Regions from separate parts of the Homo sapiens genome. Here region 2 is linked to region 1. The links are chromatin loops, found by intact Hi-C in ENCODE. Cell type or tissue: endothelial cell of umbilical vein. All regions are shown on one strand. Region 1 overlaps ELK3 (ETS transcription factor ELK3). Region 2 overlaps CCDC38 (coiled-coil domain containing 38).

Region 1 (8,000 bases):
TAGGAATGTATTTCCCACGCATTACAATGAGACGTTTCCCTTAGCAGCAGTGAAGTGTGCATATGAGAAAAGAAGCCTCTACTGGGGGCATATGCGCGTTGATTAAGAACCTGGACTTTGGAGCCAGATGCCCCTGGATATGAGGCTCTGTTGGCCCATTTTACCCATGTGGCCATGAGTGTCTTATTTCACCTTTCGAAGTCATAGTTCCTCGTGGGCACAGCCAACTGAGAGTATTAAATTTAGACAGCATGTATAAAGCACTCAGCACAATTCCTGGTACATAGTAAGTGGTCATCAAATTTAATTGCACTAAAAAGAAAAGCTCCTATTTAATAAAGTAATGGATTTCTTTAGGTATGGGCGCTGTTCTTCAGAATTCCATGGGATCTCAGCATTGCTGGTGGTGGAGGATATATTAATAGCTAACGTTTTCTTAGAACAGTGCTCTTAATTTGAAATTTATAAGTTATTTTTAGAGTTTTATAAATCCTGGTGAAATTATGTGTATTTTGTATAGCTGTATATTTTTCCTAGAGAATTTTAGATTGTCAGAAAGGTCCATGGACCAAATATGTGAAGAGGAAACTGCCCTGGGGATGTCATTGTGTGTTTGTGTGTGTGTGTGTGTGTGTGTGTGTGTGTGTGTGTGTATCAGTTTTATGTATGTGAATATATTTTAGGTTGAATATATGAGATTGCTGGTATTTAACTAGTTTTGATCTCTAAAAAGAATAATTTCTTACAGTTCAACTTAATAGTTGTGATATTATGAAACAATTTGAAATATATCACAATGTGATATTTATAATGAAATATGATTGTAGCTTATTTTTGTACGTTATTTATCAAAGCCTAGCAAGTTAAAATTCATCAGGCAGCCTTGGACCACTAGTAACCATATTTACCTAAAATAACTTGTGCTTTTCCATTGACCTTAATCACAGGAAATACAAAATAAAAACTTTTCTGTGTCCAGTATTATGAAACAGTCTTTAATTTTCATTGTGGATTTATTAATAGCTTTATTACATCTAATGAATCATTTTTCTGATCCAAATGACTACTGTTTAGGAGAATCTGCTTAGTATTTTTTCCCTGTTGAATTCACAATGTTAATTACTTTGGGGAGGAACAAAAATTCTGAGTTTTCTTGGGCGATAAGAACCTCAGTGTTGTTTCAGAAGGCAGAGTTGGGCTGCAGTACTGAAGGTTAAAACAGAGCTAAAACACAAGACAAAATGAAACCAGAGCTGCAGTGACAAAGTGGGACAGATGTAGGAGGCCAGGTTTCCTGTGGCCCATTTTCCAGTTTCCTGCCTGCAACCTGCAGAAGAAGAGGAAGCTGAATGTTACCAAGTATGAGAACTGCGGGACGTGCTTCAAGCTAGAATTAAGAGAATGCAAACAACACAGGCAACAAAAACAATTGCAAAGAAAGTGAATGTTCAGGTTTTAGTCCAAAAATGTCTGGGAAGGAACAGCCCATCTGTTTAAAGAAAAAGCATTGTCAGCAGAGCTTGTCCTTCCATGTGAGACTCTGAGGGGGCCTAGGGACTGCCTCAGGTTGTAGGAACCTCTGTTTTTTATAGCCCCACTCATCTTTCAAGACATGGTCTGCTGTTTTAATACAGAAGGTTACCTGAAAAGATTTTCCCTGCAATTCCCAGGACTTCTAAATCTGTTTCCTGGGGATGTTGTTATAGGGGGGAGGTGGATGTGGTTAACCAAGCAGCTCTAATGAACGGCAGCCTCAATTTGGGAAGGCCGGGTGACCAGTTGGCTGCTTTGATCTAGGAGGCTTATATTCCTTTAACCACCCAATAAAATTTTTGTCTGATGTTTTCAAAGAAGAGATTAAATGAAGATGTGTGTGTGTTGAAGACTGCATAGTGCACACTCTGTGTGGCTACCGGTGAGCCACGTGGCGGGATACAGGACTCAAAGAAGATCACACTGGAGAAGGGAGTGAGTTCATCTTTCTCGCGGGGGAGGGGGAAGCAAAATAAAATTATTTTTTCTAGGCTCTTTAGCTCATTTTGGAAGAGTCTGTGAAGTCAGATCTTACAATACCCATCTTAGAGAAATCGAGAGCCAAAGAAATTGTGATTCATTACACACCTTTTAATTGAGTACCTATTGTTTGTCAGGGGCTGTGTTGGAAGTGCTGGGTAATGCAAGTGAAATGATGGCTAAAAATAAATAGCTGTTTATGTGTTGTGGAAGGCTTCATATAAGGCATATACGAAGGGGGCATAGAAACCTTGTTGAAGGTTTAAAACATATATAAGCCTTTGGCGCAGTGCCATGCTTTTTCCACACACCATCTCATTTAAATTGCCTTGCTGCTTTGTGCTACAGAGAAATAGGGTGTGCTTCTGGGACAATCAGTTATTTCTTTACCCTGCAGATTGACCACCTCTTCTTCTCTAAGCCCAGAAAGAACAAACTCTATCCCAGGAATCTTAAAAAGTTTTGGACTGTTAGGGATCAAGAGGTACCCACACGAGGCAGCCTTGGATGGAAATAGGCCCTTTTCTGTCTTACTGTGGGCCCGCTCTGAAAATGTAGGATAACATAGGGCTGGGTTGTATGGTGGTTATTAGGGTGGGGTGCGGTGAATTCTGTGGGAAAAAGTCGAATGGTTGTAAGACATTTTCTCAGCCAGTGTTAACGAAGCCATCATTTACTACTCACCCATATAAAAGTCACTGACAAACCAATTGAGTTACTTCTAATTTAGCCAGAGACAGCATAGTTCCAGAAGGAAAGAGGGGTGTTCCTACACACAGTAAATTGCATATGTTGTTATTTCAGTGGTTGTCAGTGATTTCCTCTGAAAAATCTCTCTTTTTTTTTGTTTTGTTTTTGAGACAGGTTCATGCTCTGTTGCCCAGGCTGGGGTGCAGTGATGTGATCACAGCTCACTGCAGCCTCAAACTCCTGGGCTTAAGTGATCCTCCTGCCTCAGCTCCCCAAGTAGCTGGGACTACAGGTATGTGTCACCACATCCAGCTAACTTTTGTGTTTTTTGTGGGGATGGGGGTCTCGTGTTGCCCAGGCTGGTCTTGAACTCCTAGGCACAAACTGTCCTCCCTCCTCGGTCTCCCAAAGTGCTGGGATTACAGACATGTAATCCGTTCATTAAAAACCCAGTAATCCTTGCATTGTGCTAGATATTACATTGTGCTAGATATAACATGTACAGGCATGTAATCCCAGCAACCTTTCTCTTTCCCAAGATGGAAGAGTTATTTAAAAAACATTGCAGACTGGGCCAGACACGGTGGCTCACGCTTATAATCCCAGCACTTTGGGAGGCCGAGGTGGGTGGATCACCTGAGGTCAGGAGTTTGAGACCACCCTGGCGAACATGCTGAAACCCTGTCTCTACTAAAAATACAAAAATGAGCCGGAGGCAGTGGTGTGCGCCTGTAGTCCCAGCTACTCGGGAGGCTGAGGCACGAGAATCACTTGAACCTGGGAGGCGGAGCTTGCAGTGAACCGAGATCACACCACTGTGCTCCAGCCTGGGCGACAGAGCAAGACTCTGTCTCAAAAAACAAAACAAAACAAACAAACAAAAAAAAAAACAGCAAAAACCATTGCAGACTGTAAAGAGTAAGTAAATAGGTGAGCAATACCTACTTTTGTTTACCTTTTTTAAAATGAACAATTTGTAGATATTCACAGAATGCAAATACTTGTTAATAAATGAAAAGCTTGGGAGACATGAAGTTGGCCTCATGCCTTTTTTATACACAGTGATAATGATCAAAATAATTTAAATGTCCTTTGAAAATAAATTTAATAGTCTTCCAACTCACAGAAATAATAAAAAACTTCAGAACTTGTATAAGTTTTTTTTTCAAATATTATCCTTATTTACTTAATACCTTACACTTACTCTGTGCTGAGTTATTGCAGATCCCTAATAATATAAAATGTTGTCTTCCAGTTCTTTGACTGAGGTACAGGGTTCATTTTCTATAATGAAATGGCTACTACCCTTTGTCTTAGACAATGATAGTATCATGACATGGAAATGCATAGCAGATACTGGCAGAGGAGTTGAACTCAGCAGAATTTTCAGTAAGAAGTGTTCAAATCCATCTTCATTTCTCTAACCATGCAAAATTTAACAAACGAAAAAAGACATGGGTACCTCATGAGCACCTATTTTGTTTATTCCTTACCCAGAAGTTTTTCTCCTTTTCTTGGGCTCTCATTGCCTTTTTTTTTTTTTTAAGTTGCCTCGTTTCTTATTTCCCACCACATAGAAGCTTAAGAAAATCAAAGCTAATTCTGCCCCCTCAACTCCCACCTCAGTAAAAATGAAACAAGGAACATGCAAAGGGAAGTGCTAGGTTGCCATCAGTAGAAAGAAGAACAAATAAGTGGGCATTTCGACTTCTAAGAATGGAGGCAAAAACCTCATACTTTGCATAAGGGGTCTGTGCGGCCCTTGCTCACATTAAGACGTCGGGCGCCACCTTGTGGCCGACAGGAAGGAGGTCAGCTTCCAAGAAGAGGCCAGTAGCTTTTCGGTGACAGAGGCAGGAGGCAGCTGGGACACCTGAAGCTGGGATCGTGTCATGTGACCTGACAGCTCTCACGTAGGCGGAGGCGGGCACAGCGTAATGAGAATGATCAATATTTCTGTCAATAGCATCTTTCTTTTTGAGGCTCCGTCGGATTAAAGAATGAATCAAAGTTAAATAAAAACATGGGAAAGACTAAAGAGGGACATAAAACCTTTTTTTTTTTTTTTTTTTTTAAAGAGAGATGGTCTCGCTCTGTCACCCAGGCTGGAGTGCAGTGGTGCAATCACAGCTCACTGCAGCCTCTACTTCCCAGGCTTAGGCGATCCTCTCACCCCAGCCTCTTGAGTAGCTGGGTGGACAGGCGCGGACCACCAGACACAGCTAATTTTTGTATTTTTTGTAGAGATGGGGTCTTACTCTTGCCCAGGCTGGTCTCGAATTCCTGGGCTCAAGCGATCCACCCACCTCGGCCTCCCAAAGTGCCAGGATTACAGGCGTGAGCTATCACGCCTAGCCTCAAAACTGTTTTCATAACTGCATTCTTTAAGTGCAAAAAGCTGAAAACAGAATAAGGGCAGAAAATAATCACTCAGAGTCTGCAAAAATGTCCCTCCCCTCTGTGCCAGAGGTCAAGCGTTTTACTCTCGGCCTCTCTACTCTGTGTCTTTTGCCCTGACCAGCCCGTGAATGCCCTCCTGTAGGGCCCCATCTGCAGCGGCTATGAGCGGTGTTGTCATCATTGTCCCTTGGCTTGTCATTTAGAACATCTTTCTTTCTTCGCTATCTGACCCAACAGCTCTCATGTACTTGACTCTCCTTCCTGCTCCAGAGAAACCACATAGATGGGAGCCGAATGTACCCCAGGGAAGGAGAGAGCCCCAGGGACCCTCTTTGCTGAGGTCACACAGCTTGGAGGCCTCAGGGTCAGCATTTAAACCAGTGTTTGTTAAGCTGGAGTCGGAGAATCAGTGCCCTAGCATCTGAGTTTTCTGCAAGCATTTACGATTTTTTGTGCTTTCATATTTGATGATAGACTACAAAACAGAAGCATACTCCAAGTCACCTTATAAACCACAGTCGCCATGTGGCTGAAGAGTCTCCCTGGATTTCAGTGCCTGTGTGGGGCTCATTGCCTAATGGACAAAGAGCCCAGGTGGGTGCTGTAGCTACACAATGCCTTCTAGCCTGGTGAAGGCCATGTGACTCCACAGCAAGCTCTGTGAGGAGGATTCCCTGTAGCTTAAAAGGTAATTGTAGTTAACATTTAAATAGCACTTACTTTGCCCCAGGTGTAGTTTAAGTGCATTATTAGTAACTTCTGTAACTCTTACAACAACCCTGTATGATATGATACTTTTATCATATCAGTCCCATTTTACCTATGAGGATACTGAGGCACAGAAAGGTTAAGTAACTTCCCCAAAGTCCCACAACCAGACAGGACGAGTCTTTGCTGTTGAACCCAGAGAGTCAGGTGCCAGAATCTGCGCTTACCTTCCAAATAGACAAAAGTGCTTCACTAGCACCTGCTTTGAGTTATAGAAAATAGCTAAACAGCTGGATGCGATGGCTCATGCCTGTAATCCCAGCACTTTGAGAGGCTGAGGCAGGAGAGTTGCTTCAGGCCAGGAGTTGGAGACTCCTGAGCAACATACAGAGATGGTCTCCACAAAAAATTAAGAAATGAGCAGGGCGTGGTGGCACATACCTGTAGCCCAAGCTACTTGGGAGCTAGAGATGGGAGGATTGTTTGACCCCAGGAGGCTGAGGCTGCAGTGAGCCAAGATCGTGCCACTGCACTCCAGCCTGGCTGACAGAGTGAGACCTAGTCGAAAAGAAAAGAATTATGCTTCAGTGAAAAACTGCATTCTTGACTCTAGAGAAGACTCCCTCCGGATGATGTGATTCTGATTTTTTGGAAGGTATTTTACAACGTTGTTGACTATAGGTAACTGATCATGAAATAATTCTCGTCTATAGACAGCCAAATTCTGTCTTACAGAGTGCCATTGACTCCCACCCCTAGTTTTGCCTCCATTTAAGCATTTATTTCAATGTTCTTCTTCTATAAATGCCTCTATTATTCAGATGCTTTTTTGAACTCATTATAACGTCTGCCTGGTTCCCTACTGAATTATGAGTGAAATAAAATCTCGAACGTGTTCATTTTGATATCTGTATGAGAGCCATGATTTAACCCTCTTTTGAAAATTATTTTTTAACAAACCAATTCCTCAGCTGGGCACAGTGGCTCACACCTGTAATCCCAGCACTTTGGGAGGCCGAGGCGGGCAGATCACCTGAGGTCAGGAGATCGAGACCATCTTGGCCAACATGGTGAAACCCTGTCTCCACTAAAAATACAAAAAAATTAGCTGGGCGTGGTGGTGCGCACCTGTGGTCCCAGCTACTTGGAAGGCTGAGGCAGGAGAATCGCTTGAACCCGGGAGGCAGAGGTTGCAGTGAGCCGAGATCGCACCACTGCACTCCAGCCTGAGGGACAAAGAGAGACGCCGTCTCAAAAAAAAAAAAAAAAAAAATCATTTGTCAACACTGAGAACGAAAATCACTTTTCCTCCTCCTCCTTTAAAGGAGGTATGCATATGATTCACGTTTGACAAGCTGCTCTAAATCATCTAACTTCACTCTACCATGGCAGATCACAGCTCTGCATTACAAAGGGAAAGGAGTTGGGGCAAGTAACAGGTGGTTTTGCCCTCTGGAGTAGGAGTGGGTGGACCTCAGCCCCCTGTGACCATGGTCCTGGTCAGTGCTGGTAGAAATGGTGAGAGACCAGCCAGAGACGGGAAGGCCCTGCAGGCTGCAAGGTTGAGGTGAGGTCAGAGGAATCCAGAAAGTATCAGATGTGAAGGGGGCACCTCTTCCTGTAAGAGCAGCAATGCCTTTAAAAGCAGACTGATGGGCCTCAGTATGAAAGCACAGAGTTCGATTCTGCAAAAAGAATGGCATTAAAATACCTGATAAAATTTTGTACATTCAAAATAAGGTCTGATAAGGACGGGAATAATAGACTGGGGACTCCAAAAGTGGGGAGAGAGGGAGGGAGTGAGGGCTGCCAGATTACCTGTTGGGTGCAGTGTTCGCTATTTGGGTGGTGGGTATGCTAGAAGCCCAATCCCCGCCATTATGCAGTATACCCATGTAACAAACATGCATGTATACCCCCTGAATCTTAAAAAAGTGGGGGTCTAGGCAGGGGAAAGATAAGCATTTTTTTTTTTTTTTTTTGAGACAGAGTCTCGCTCTGTCACCTAGGCTGGAGTGTAGTGGCGCGATCTTGCCTCACTGCAAGCTCCACCTCCTGGGTTCACGCCATTCTCCTGCCTTAGCCTCCCGAGTAGCTGGGACCACAGGCGCCCGCCACCACGCCTGGCTAATTTTTTGTATTTTTAGTAGAGACAGGGTTTCACTGTGTTAGCCGGGATGGTCTCGATC
Region 2 (8,000 bases), 300 kb before region 1:
CATATTCACCATTTCAGCTTACTTTGACATGGTACTCTCTGGCTGAGTTGATAGAATTTTATTCTTCAACTCTAAGTAGACTCGTTATAGTGAGTTTCCCATTTTGGCTATTCTAGCTATCAGGCAGATCTTTGAACCAAGAGGCCATGAATTAATAAAGCCCTCCCAAAGCATTAACATTCCTAGACCTGAGGGCACCTCCACCACTCTCTGGGGATGTAAAGACCAGCTTGAGAGATCTGAGGACATAGAATACTGCAACAGAGAGTCCTGCAACTATCCCAGGTGTTGTGCTTTGAGAGCAAAACCAGAGTCAGGCTGCTCGCTGTGCGAAGATGGAAATGGCACTTCTCTCATGTAGGCAGACTGATCTGTCTCTGACACTTAGTTGTGCATGTGATTTCTTTGATGGGCACCGAGCAGTTTGCCACTTACTGCATACACAAAAAATTAAAGTCACCTAACCTCCCAGCGTGTGGTTGCTTGCTCATTTTGCTTTCATGTAGGTTTGTTTTCAATCAGGATTCAGGCAGGGGATGCAAGTTTGAGGAGTAAGGTTTTCACTCAAATCAGCTCCTGATTGGAAATACAGTCTGAGGGTGACTTCTATATTTTAAGTTAAAATGTCCAAATTGCTTATCTGTGCAATTGGCAGAAACTGACAATCTGGTTTCCATTGCTGACAGAGCCCAAATTGCCTTGGATAATGCCAAACAATTTTACTGTTTCCTTTTGAAGAGTTGACCCTATGCCATTTACTTTGTTTTTCCTTTGTACCCAAAATTCATCCAAGACACCTACTTTTAAGAGACCGGTAACTTCTCTGTTAAATAGCAATGCTGTTGAATGGGGTCATCTGCAAAGCCATACTTCTGAGTTATTTAAGAACTGCTGGAGTGTCCTGGGTATTTTAAACCAGCCACTTGGTGTAGAACTCTTTCTAAAACATATCACATGTAATTGTAAATGCTCTTGATGACCTAAGGTTTACCACTCTACGGAGGCGAACTATGAGGCATGTGATTGAACGTAGATATGCCCTAGAACTTGTGGTACAGTCCCTGGCATCACCTTGCTGCCTATCATTTGCTGCTTTTACATACAATTATATATGCACTTGGAAGCTCTTCTGAATAAGTTAACATGGCTTCCTTTTCCTACATTAATTATTGACTCCAAAGCCCTTCCCTAAGTGGTTTGCTTGTTCTCTGAAAAATTTTTTTACAGTTTGAGAAAGTGCATGGGCTTTGGGATCCAGAGAAAATTTTTTTAAGTTGCCTGCCTGCCTTCCTTCCTTCCTTCCTTCCTTCCTTCCTTCCTTCCTTTTTTCCCTTCTTATTTTAAACTTTTTAATTTAACAATTTGGAAAACATTCATTTTGGGGGAAGATTTTAGACTCCATCATCCTAGCATTAATCACTTTATTTTCATTAACTTCAAAGTACTTTCTATCTCATCTATAGGCACTACTTGGTTTGACAAGTAGGATACCCCCTACTTGTCATTTTTGATAATCAGATTGCCTTCTTTTGTTGAGTAGTAATGATCATCTTATAGTATTTTAATATGTTGCCTCCAAAGGTCACTAAAACCAGATTAGGTATTTGCAACATTAGGTAAGCTCATTTAATTTTATTAGCTTCCTCATTCTGGATGCATGAGTTCTTTGGCTTGGATATCAAGGCTTTTTTATCTTTAGAAACTTCTAAGTTTGACATCTAGAACTGAGTATGAATGGCCAGAGCTATTACCTTTACATTTTATCCGCTTTTGCAAACTTTAATACTACATTCTTTTGGCAGTAACTGTCCTCCTGGGAGGACGGTTATGAAAATGAGTAACAGTCATCTTGGAAAAGTATGTTTTCTTATTTAACATAGAATTTCTCCTAACTCTCAATCCCCATGTACTAAGACTCCCTACCATTATAAGAGAGCATACTGTCTGTTTTAATCACCCTCCAACAAAGCTCCCAAACCTGACATTAATAGTAAATATTCAAAATGATGTTCTTAAAGAGTAATTTAGACTCACCTTCTATTAATCTAGGAATCGGAGCAGGACCTGGCCCAAACTTTTCAAATGACCTACCACTCCTTTTAGGGTAGAAAGCTAGTTGGCTCAGGTATGAATGACTCTTCATTCTGGATGAAAAAGTAGTTTTCTGGTAGACTTTCATGTTACGGTTCATAAATTTTTCCTGCCCAAGTGGAAAAGTTGAAAAGAATTTTTAATATACCAAAGTATGTTATCTTAAAATTAGTGATTATATATAAAAATAACATTTGCAACAAAAATCTTAACATTAAAAAAACAACCCCAGGTTCTTCTCTTTGAAGGAATGTGTGTTGTTTTAGTTTCCTTCTCATATGAAGCTGAGATCATTTAACTTTTATTAAATATGTACATCACAAATACAAGACTGGAAAATGTCCTCTCAGCTTCATTTTCACAATTTAGTCTTGCTCAAAATGCAGTTAAAATTTGGAAATTCCGGGCTGGGTGCGGTAGCTCATGTCTGTAATCCTGGTGCTTTGGGAGTCCAAGGCGGGCAGATCACCTGAGGTCAGGAGTTCAAGACCAGCCTGATCAAGATGGAGAAACCCCTCTCTACTAAAAATACAAAAATTAGCCGGGCGTGGTGACGGGTGCCTGTAGTCACAGCTACTCAGGAGGCTGAGGCACAAGAATCACTTGAACCTGGTGGTAAAGGTGGCAGTGAGCCGAGATCACACCACCGCACTCCAGCCTGGGTGACAGAGCAAGACTGTCAAAAAAAAAAAAAAAAAGGAAATTCTAAGTGTTGGTTCTGTGGAATTAAAACTTGAGAGGAAAGGGATCTCCCCAGTAGATATTTAAAAATTAGGCTTGTGATTTCATTCATCTTCTCTCAATTTAATTTTAAGTATGTTCCACAAAACCATACAACACTTGCTGAGGAACCATCGCATACAGATGAATCTGTTGTTGAGCATTTCTAGATAATTTCCTTATCTTAATTAGGGTAGACAAAGTCCTGTAATCAACTTTTACCTCTGGAAAGAAAGAAAGTAAATCTACTGAAATGTGAACCAGGCGATGTAGGTGTGATGACCACAGCAGTGGTGAGATTAACTCTGCAAGGCACAGTGGGAAAATCAGCCTTATCATTGATCTAGCTTCATACCACAAAATTTGAAAACAACACCCCCTCCTCTACTTTCATCCCTTCTTCCTTCCCCAGCACACACATATGCATTGTCTTATCCATATCTGATTCTTGAAGACCCACCTCCTTTTATCTCCTCACCACTAACAGCCTTTTTTCCATCTTCTCATCAACAAAGATGAACACCCCTTTCTCTATATTTCTTTGGCACGCCTCTGTTACTGTATTTCCTCCACTCTGAGATGCCACTTATTGTAAGATGTGCTATTATTTTATGCAGGGCCAGTGATGTATGACATCCCATCTATGTAAGCTAGGTACCAATTTCAGAAATGTAAAAAATGTGGAGATGTGTGTGTTGGAATCAATGAAGGACAGTGTACCATACGTGTCCTACTGGACTGCAGTGGTATATCTCTCTTCCTCCGTTAGGTGGCGATCTTTGTGCTGCCTACTGTCAGCTGGATGTTTTTCTGTCGTTTGTGTTCACACTGTCTCCCCATCATGGTGTGGGGCACACACCATCTGCGTCTAGTTGACTCCATGTCTCAGCCCAGCAAAGTTCATAAGAGCAATAGGTAAGTGGATATGATTCTAACATTAATTGGGGTTGTGATTTTAATTAAACTTTACCGTTTCCTTTGCTGCCATTTCATTTTCTTTGACAAGAAAGAGATCTCTGAAAAAGATCTTATAAGGCCTGTCCTCTTTGGTTGAGCCATCTTTTACTTTACCTGTTAAAAAAGAAAGAATGAATGAATGAATTCTGTCATCCTTCCTCTGCTGACCAGAATAGTAAGTCTCCCACCAGCTAGGGTGGAATGAATGGGATGCAGGGATCTCTGAGAAGGTAGTGTTAAAAGAAAAACTTTGGCCGAATTAAATTTAAAGGAGTTTAATTGAGTAATGAATGATTTGTGGATCGGGCAGCCCCCAGAATCACAGCAGAGTCAGAGACTCCAGGGATATCTCATGGTTAGAACAAATTTATAGACAAAAAAGGGAAGTGAAGTACAGAAATCTCAGGTGAGGTACAGAAACAGCTGGATTGGTTACAGCTCGGCATTTGCCTTATTTGAACACAGTTTGAGCACTCAGCAGTGTATGAGTGGTTGAGGTACGGCTGCTGGGATTAGGCCAAGATTCAGCTATTGTTACAGGGCATACTTCTACGTTAGGGTTTTAATTTTGTCTACCTATTAAGTTAGGTTGCAGTTCGTTCACAAGGACTCAAATATAGAAGTATGGAGTATGGAGTCCTTCTCAGGCCATGTTTAGTTTGCTTTAACAGTAGAATGCAGATAGCCTTGCCTCCACATCTCCTGGGTAGAAGTCACAGCTCCTCTGTCTGTTTCCCACAGCACCGACATAGCTCTTACTGCTTCATGAGGAATGAGTTGATAAAATAAGGAGGTCTTTACCAAAATAGTAGGATAAAATTTTGAGATATTAATATGTTTCTTCTCACCATTATACATATACCACCATTACCCTTACACCACCATTTCAACAGCAACAGATACAGCCACTACCCTTAGGGAGAGCCTCTGCCCAGATTAGAGAGTCTTAAAAAAGAAAGTCAAAGATAATAAAAAGTGCTGGAGAGCATGTGGAGAAATTGGACCCAAATTCACTCCTAGAAGGAATGTTTAAGTGGGGCAGTCACTTTGGAAAACAATCTGGCAGTTCCTTAAAAAGTTGAACACAGAATTGCCACATGACCTAGAAATTCTACTGCTAGGATATACCAAAGAGAAATGAAAGCATAGGGGCTCACAAAAAACGTGTACATGAATATTTAGAGCAGTATTATTTTTAATAGCCAAAAAATAGAGACAACCTAGATATCTGATATGGATTGGCTGTGTCCTCATCCAAATCTCATCTTGAATTGTAGCTCCTATAATTCCCATGTGTCATGGGAGGGACTCAATGGAAAGTAATTGAATCGTGTTGAGGGGTTCTTTCTTGTGCTGTTCTCGTGATAGTGAATAAGTCTCATGAGATCTGATGGTTTTATAAAGGGGAGTTCCCCTGCACACACTCTCTTGCCTGCCACCATATAAGACGTGACTTTCCTCCTCTTTCACTTTCCACCATAATTATGAGGCCTCCCCAACCATATGGAACTGTGAATCCATTAAATCTCTTTCATTTATAAATTAGCCAGCCTGGGTATGTCTTTATTAGCAGCATGAGAACAGATTAATACAATATCCATCAACTGATTAACGATAAACAAAATGCAGTATATCCATACAAGGAACTCTTATTTGCCCAGAGAAAGGAATGAAGTACAATATATGCTACAACATGGATGAACATTGGAAACATGTTAAGTAAAAGAAGCCAGTAACAAAGGACCACACATTATATGATTCCATTTATATAAAATATCCAGAATAGGCATATTCATGGAGATAGAAAGTAGGTGAGTAGTTGCTTGGGGCTGGAGGGTGGATGGGGCCTAGGGGTTGATGGCTGAGGGGTGCAGGTTTCTTTTTGAATTAGTGAAAATGTTCTAAAATTGGCTGTAGTGATGGTTGCACATAATTGTTCTACACTAAATAAAAAATGAAGGCTGGCCATTAAAAAAGCAAAAGAGGGCCGGGCGCAGTGGTCACACGTATAATCCCAGCACTTTCGGAGGCCGAGGTGGGTGGATAACCTGAGGTCGGGAGTTCGAGACCAGCGTGACCAACGTGGAGAAACCCCATCTCTACGAAGAATACAAAATTAGCCGGGTGTGGTGGTTCACGCCTGTAATCCCAGCTCCTTGGGAGGCTAAGTCAGGAGAATCACTTGAACATGGGAGGCAGAAGTTGCGGTGAGCCGAGATCATGCCATTGCACTCCAGCCTGGGCAACAAGAGTGAAACTCCATCTCAAAAAAAAAAAAGAAAAAGAAAAAGAAAAAGAAAAGTCAGTTGAATTTCTGCATGGACTTCCTGTTTTTCTTTATAACATTTGATATGACAAAAAAACTTTCTCTCTCTTTATTTCTTTATTTCTTACTTTCTAACTCTTGGGATGTGGCAGGATGGAAATCTTGGCTTTCAAAACCAATAGTCAAGGTCAAGTGTAATTGTCTATTTTCACACTGCTATAAAGAACTTCTCTGAGACTCGGTAGTTTACAAAGGAAAGAGGTTTAATTGACTCACAGTTCTGCATAGCTGGGAAGACCTCGGGAAACTTACAATCATGGTAGAAGGCTAAGGGGAAGCAAGCACCTTCTTCACAAGGTGGCAGGAGAGAGAAGCATGAAGGAGGAACTTCCAAACATGTATAAAACCATCAGATCTTGTGAGATCTCACTCACTATCACAAGAGCATGGGGGAAAACGCCCCCATGATCCAATCACCTCTCTCCCTCAACACATGGGGATTACGGGTCCCTCCTTTGACATGTGGGGTTTATAATTTGAGATGAGATTTGGGTAGGGACACAGAGCCAAACCATATAACCAAGAATACTGGGAGCCTGGAGTTGACACCTTAAATCAGAGATAGGAAGATAGGAAGAGGATTCCTGAAGACACATTCCCCAACTCTTACCCCACATCCCATGTCCACCTCAACCTTACAAAAAGACTCCACATCCTCCCAGCAAGCAGAGGGCCTGTGAAGAAACTCAATGATTCTTGCCCCAAATCACTAGAATCATTTTGGCTCCACCCACCTCCAGATATTCTGACTTAATTTGTCAAGGAAACATCAGCACTGGAATATTTTGAGAGTCCCCCAGGTGGCTGTAATGTACATCCAGGACTAAGAGCTAGTGGACCAAAGTTTAAGGAATTAATGGACTGGAGCTTAAAGTCTACCTGAGAAGCAGCCATTTGCCCAAAGATTCAGTGTAGAAAGTGGGAGTGGCTGGGATTATAGAAACTCCAAACACATTTTTCTGTAAGTCATGAGTTAGAGAGAAAGAAAATTGCAGAGTGGAAGTCTTGGGTTCAACACAGAGTACTCTGATCATCTCCTATTCACCCTGATGGTGATGGAGTGAATCCCCCATCCTAAATACTACGAGATAGCTGAACACATGATACCCAACACTGGACATATGAGACTGAAAGCAGTTTATAAGTCATATATACTCATAGCCTGGGGGAGGAGAATGCTGCCTGCAATGCAGTGCCACATGGGAATTGCACTCAGGAGCACAGTGAATCACCAGTGGTGGGAGGCAACTTTGTAGTAACAAAAGGCTGAGGTGTCCCCTGGTCCCCACAGGAGGATGTGATTGACTTGTTTGAATAATTTCATGGCTGACAGTGCAGTGAAACCCATTAGGTTGAAGACCAGGTGGAATGCAGCTGGTCCAATTGATAGAGGAACTAGCCAGGCCGGGAGAGTTTCCTGCTAGGTGGACGTCATATTTGGCAAGAGCAAGAGGATTTATGGTTAGGCTTTTGGGGCCCTGTGAGGCTGAAATATGTCAAGGCAGCACATACAATTTTAGGCCTTAAAAACATGAAGTAGAAACAGCTGAGGGTGGGTCCAGGCAGCTAGACTCTGGGACAGCAGAAGTGTAGACGAGCAAAGCCAACAGGCTGAAGACCAGGAGGTAGCCACAGAGATTGAGGACTCAAAAGGACCTGGGGCCAGGTGCCTGTGATGGTTAATTGTGTGCGTCAACTTGACTGGGCCATGGGTTCCCAGATTAAATGTTATTTCTGGTTGTGTCTGTGAGGGTATTTCCAGGTGAGATTAGCATTTGAATTGGTGGGCTCAGTAAAGTAGACTGCCCTCATCCATGTGGGTGAGTCTCGTCCAATCTCTTGAGGGTCTGAGTAGAAAAGGCTGAGGAATTAGGAAGTAACCCCTTCTTTTCTGCCTCACTGCTTG

The links. Hi-C counts contacts between places; a loop is a spot of excess contacts. Peaks named below come from ENCODE experiments on the same cell type or tissue, not always from the same donor. Only the 100,000 strongest peaks of a DNase experiment are listed, where the experiment ranks them.
Region 2: a loop joins it to region 1, with 8 times the contacts of the local background. A loop is called at or near these places in 10 of 110 quality-filtered maps.

What each region holds. Positions count from the first base shown.
Region 1 is chr12:96,210,874-96,218,873 of GRCh38, forward strand. All of the region lies in intron 1 of ELK3 (ETS transcription factor ELK3), which reads left to right. Among named protein-coding and RNA genes, the nearest start is that of ELK3, 20 kb to the left of the region's middle. In endothelial cell of umbilical vein, a CTCF peak has its summit at 4,495 (motif pointing left); DNase peaks (open chromatin) are centred at 1,258 and 4,458; H3K27ac peaks cover 5,801 bases.
Region 2 is chr12:95,915,095-95,923,094 of GRCh38, forward strand. CCDC38 (coiled-coil domain containing 38) reads right to left here. Exons shown (of 16, transcript NM_182496.3): 3 at 3,782-3,882; 4 at 2,035-2,200. Among named protein-coding and RNA genes, the nearest start is that of CCDC38, 24 kb to the right of the region's middle. In endothelial cell of umbilical vein, a CTCF peak has its summit at 3,578; a DNase peak (open chromatin) is centred at 3,587; H3K27me3 peaks cover 1,638 bases.